2 separate regions of the Homo sapiens genome follow, and region 1 is linked to region 2. Evidence: chromatin loops called from intact Hi-C (ENCODE). Cell type or tissue: A673. All regions are shown on one strand.

The links. Peaks named below come from ENCODE experiments on the same cell type or tissue, not always from the same donor. Only the 100,000 strongest peaks of a DNase experiment are listed, where the experiment ranks them.
Region 1: a loop joins it to region 2, with 14 times the contacts of the local background. A loop is called at or near these places in 1 of 110 quality-filtered maps.

Annotation. Positions count from the first base shown.
Region 1 is chr15:45,036,221-45,038,720 of GRCh38, reverse strand. The region is part of intron 1 of SORD (sorbitol dehydrogenase); the gene reads right to left. Among named protein-coding and RNA genes, the nearest start is that of SORD, 14 kb to the right of the region's middle. In A673, a CTCF peak has its summit at 1,456 (motif pointing right); DNase peaks (open chromatin) are centred at 450 and 1,470; H3K27ac peaks cover 2,500 bases.
Region 2 is chr15:44,910,071-44,912,570 of GRCh38, reverse strand. No RefSeq gene overlaps it. Among named protein-coding and RNA genes, the nearest start is that of TERB2, 45 kb to the left of the region's middle. In A673, no CTCF peak of the experiment used is centred here; DNase peaks (open chromatin) are centred at 180, 1,230 and 1,650; H3K4me3 peaks cover 454 bases; H3K27ac peaks cover 2,500 bases.

The sequences.
Region 1 (2,500 bases), 130 kb before region 2:
GATCAGTGGCTTTTTACTTTTCCTAACAAGATAATAAATACCTTGAAGCCAAAGACCATGCCTTCCATCGCTTTAGCATCAGGTACACTGCTTGTCCCTAAACTCAAGTGTTTGTACTTGTTAAATAACCACTATCCAAACTAGTGTTTCCAAGGAAGGTCAGAGGTTTTCACTTATGTCAAGTTACGAGCCCTTTCTGTTGAAGAGGTTCAGTGCTAATTTGAACCTCTTCTCCTGTGAAACAAAGCTCAAAGCTTTAATGTTATTGCTGCCTAGCTGACATTGCTCAATGGCTTCTTTGTGGCAGGTACTGTGTGCTTTATAGGCATTACCTCATTTAATACTCGGAAAAACCCTACATGGTACATCCTACTATTGTCTCTTTTTCATGTGATGAGACTGAGGAACCCACCCATGGTAACACTAAGGCAGTAAATGGTGGAGCTGCATCCAAAGCAGCCCGATGGGGGCAAAAGGGCTTAAGGGAGTCTTTTTATCTTTTAATAATTTAGACTGGCTACATCAGAAGGAAGGAAGGAAGGAAGGAAGGAAGGAAGGAAGGAAGGAAGGAAGGAAGGAAGGAAGGAAGGAAGGGAGGATGCGAGGGAAGGAAGTAATCAGTCTAGAAATAGCCACCTCAAGATAGCTGATTGTCACCAAAACCTTCCTCAAAGTTGTTGCTGGTCCCACATCAGACATCAGGGACCGCTGTGTAAAGTGATCCTTCTGTTATACCACGTGGATTTTTTTTTTTTTTTACTTTAAGTTCTGGGATACATGTGCAGAACCTGAGGTTTGTTACATAAGTATACATGTGCCATGCTGGTTTGCTGCACCTATCAACCTGTCACCTAGGTTTGAAGCCCCACATGCATTAGGTATTTGTCCTAATGCCCTCCCTCCCCTTGTCCCCCACCCCCTGACAGGCCCTGGTGTGTGATGGTCCCCTCCCTGTGTCCATGTATTCTCATTGTTCAACTCCCACTTATGAGTGAGAACATGTGGTATTTGGTTTTCTGTTCCTGTGTTAGTTTGCTGAGAAGGATGGCTTCCAGCTTCATCCATGTCCCTGAAAAAGACATGATCTCATTCTTTTTTATGGCTGCATTATACTGCGTGAAATGTTAAACTGCAGGTTAAATTGAAACTAAAGACTAAGGTCTTTATTTCAAACATGGGAGAGCACCCCACCCTCCCTGCTAAAGGCACTAGTAGGCAAATTCACAGACACTGAAAGACAGTTCCACAGCATACAATTCATAGCCTTGCCTCCAGCCTGGCCAGACCTGAACGCCCCATTTCGAGGTGGAGAGGTGGTAAGACTAAAGCTTAGAACAACAGTCAGGCACACCAAATAGGCCCTGGGTCACTAGAGAGAACACTACTGTAAATATTTATTCAAGTTAACAGAGCTGAACAGCTGTGCTCGTACCACACAGCAAAGCTGCAGTGACTCTCCCAGACACGAGAGGGTGCTGTGCCCACAGCCTGTGCTGTGCCTGTAGCAGAACACGCTTGATGGAGAAGTTCAAATAAATTCCTCTCCCTGCACACCAACTTTCTTTTTCCATTCTTTTTCTGGCTGATTCTAATTACCCTTGCAACTCAGGCTTGTCTCCTGCCTCCTGTCTCTGTAGGAGACATGCTACCTGAGCACAAAACCATTTTAACATCAGCCTGTAGGTTTGTAAATATTGCCCTAAGCACACTGTGGAGACTACAATGTTTTAGAAAGTTATTACAGCATGGTTGCTCAAAACCTTGCTTTTCATGTTTCCTTGCCATGATGTTGGCCACAATCCTCTGTTTGCTTAATCTTTTTCTGTCTCAGATACTCTTCCATTTATCCTATTTCTCATCTACCAAAGTTTCTTAGTTTCTCTGAGATCCTGAACTTTCACTTTTATCTCCACAGCTCTTTTTTTTCTCATTCCCAAAGGTTTTGTCATCTCAATCATATTAAAGGTTTCCTAAACGAATTTCTTTCATTTATTTATTTTTTGTAACTCATCAGCAGTCCCTGATGTCAGATGTCACTGCACTCAGGCTACAGTGCAGTGGCACGATCTCGGCTCACTGCAGCCTCAACCTCCTGAACTCAAGTGATCCTCCCATCCTCCCACCTCAGCCTCCCAAGTAGCTGGGATTACAGGTGCATGCCACGCTGCGTGGCTAATTTTTTTTTATTTTTGGTAGAGACGGAGTTTCACCATGTTGGCCAGGCTGATCTCGAACTCCTGGCCTCAATTGATCTGCCTGCCTCTGCCTCCCAAAGTGCTGGGATTACAGGCGTGAGCCACTGTGCCTGGCCGAATTTCTTATCTTTTAATGAGTGACTACAAGAGGACTAAAAGGAATTGAGTAATTCTTCTTTACCATAGTTGTGTGAGTTTTCCAGAATATTTCACTTCAAGTCAGAAATACATATCTTAATCACATATATACTCCTCTCTTTGTGTCCGGAATTGGTGGGTTCTTGGTCTCACTGACTTCAACAATG
Region 2 (2,500 bases):
CACTACTTTTGGCATCAGCATTTGAGAATTTATATTTTTTCCATATGATAACTTTTCCTTATTTATATTCACATCTGTGGTTAAGCCCTTCAGATCTTGTAAATTACACAAAAAAACAGAAAAGACAAAAACCTTAAATCTTAATTATCTTTCCCTGAAACGCATTTCTCCTGAATACTTTATTGTAGTTACATACCATTGACTGTTTCTTGTATAGAAACCAAGCCTGTCTGTAGATCTTAAATTAATGACTAAGAGGATTAAGTAAATGTACACCAAGTTGTGTATGTTGGAATTTCTTGAAAGAGAGTATCCAGTATTTTTCTGATATATTATGCATGTGTAAATTTAAAATTATAATGAAACACTTTTTTTGGTTTGTTTCCCAAAGTGATTGTATCTTTCAATGTATATAGTAAAGCAAAATGTAACCTATATCTTTGAAATATTGTCAGACACAATAAAATCAGTGATAACATAAGCCTTCCAGGAATTAGAAGCATATGAAAAAATAAAATAAGCAAAGTTGAACTATTTTAAGTTTATTGTTTTAATGGGAAGTGAAAAGCAATATGATCTTAATTATTGCTCATGTAACCGTTTTTTAAAACTTGCTTTAATGTAGCTGATGGATAATGCCTCTGACTATCCTTATTAAAAGTGTTCTCTGGCCAGGCATAGTGGCTCATACCTGTAATCCCAGCACTTTGGGAGGCTAAGGTGAGTGGATCACGAAGTCAGGAGATTGAGACCATCCTGGCCAACAAGGTGAAACCCAGTCTCTACTAAAAATACAAAAATTAGCTGGTCGTGGCGGCAAATGCCTATAATCCCAGCTACTCGGGAGGCTGAGGCCAGAGAATCCTTTGAACCTGGGAGGCAGAGGTTGCAGTGAGCCGAGATCGTGCCACTGAACTCCAGCCTGGAGACAGAGGGAAACTCCGTCTCAAAAAAAGAAAAAAAAAAGAAAAAAATGTTCTCCTCACTTTAGAACTTTTATTTCTCCATCCTTTTGAAAGCATGTCTTCTCTGATGCTTTCAAGTATTAAGCATAGTCATTTCCTAAACTGTTTAATTTAGTGTGTAGTTCATCTTAGTTATTTCATCCTTTGTGACTAGATTTTTTTTCTAGCTTTTGGTAGTGTTTTCTGTAATTAGATACATTATGAGTCATTGGCCAAGTCTGCCAGTTAATTTCTGAATGTCTGTTTCTCTTTTTTCCATAATGATATAGAACCCCTAATTTCCTTCCTTCCTTCCTTCCTTCCTTCCTTCCTTCCTTCCTTCCTTCCTTCCTTCCTTCCTCTCTCTTCTTTTCCTTTTCTTTTCTTTCTTGTTTCACCAGGCTGGAGTGCAGTGGTGCAATCACCTTGAACTCCTGGATTCAAGCAGTCCTCCCACCTCAGCCTCTCAAGTAGCTAGGACTATAGGCATATACCACTACACCTGGCTAATTTTTAAATATTTTTCTAGAAACAGGGTCTCACTATATTGCCTATAGGCTGGTCTCAAACACCTGGGCTCAGGCAATCCTCCTGTCTCAGCCTCCTAAAGTGCTGGGATTATGGGCATGAGCTACCACACCTGGCCCCAGAACCCCTAATTTCTATCTAAGCACATGCTACCAAGAATAAAGAATATATTCTCAGTTCCACTTGAAATTAAGTATGGCTGTCACAGTGGTTTAGCCAATGGATATACAGAAGAAATGGAATCCGGGAACTTTTCTTAAAGGCCTTGGCACATACTCTTTGTCTCCCTTTCCTTCCACTCCCATTCTTTCTGTGTTCTTTCAGCCTGTTACTTAGAGGATGTGGTAGTTACCATTTCAGTCCATAAGAGCAAGAACCATACCCTAGGGTTGGCAAAGCAGTGGACTGAAAAGAGCCTGAGATCCTGAGGATATTGTGTAGAAATCTGCCATCCCAGCCTTGGGCTGCCTACCTCTAGACTTATGTGACAGACAAACAAACTTCTGTTTTGTTTAAGTCACTATATTTTTGTCTATTATTGCCAAACCAATTATAATTGAGGTTTAAGGGCAAGCTGTTGACCTTGGTCTATGGGTGAGAATTGTGTGGAAGATACCATTTATTTACATCTGTAAAGTATTGACAGATTTGTAACCTTAAAGTGAGGTAGGTGACTTTAGTGACATCACATATTTATTAGATTTATAGCAGCTTTAGTAAAAAGTTCTTTGTAATGGCGTGCTTGGTTACACTATTATTTAGCAGAGTGAAAAACTGAAATTAACCTCAATGTTTAATAATGAATAGATAGAATGGCATCTTAAATCATATTGCTATTCCAGTTTAATGGAATAGCCATTTTTCCTTTAACTGCTTTATTAAGATATAATTCATAGACCTTACAATTCACTCATATAAAGTGTACAATTCAATGGTTTTTAGAGCATTTACAGAGTTGTACAATCATCGCCACAGTCTGATTTTAGAACATTCTCATCATTCCCAAAAGAACATTTTAGAACATTTCC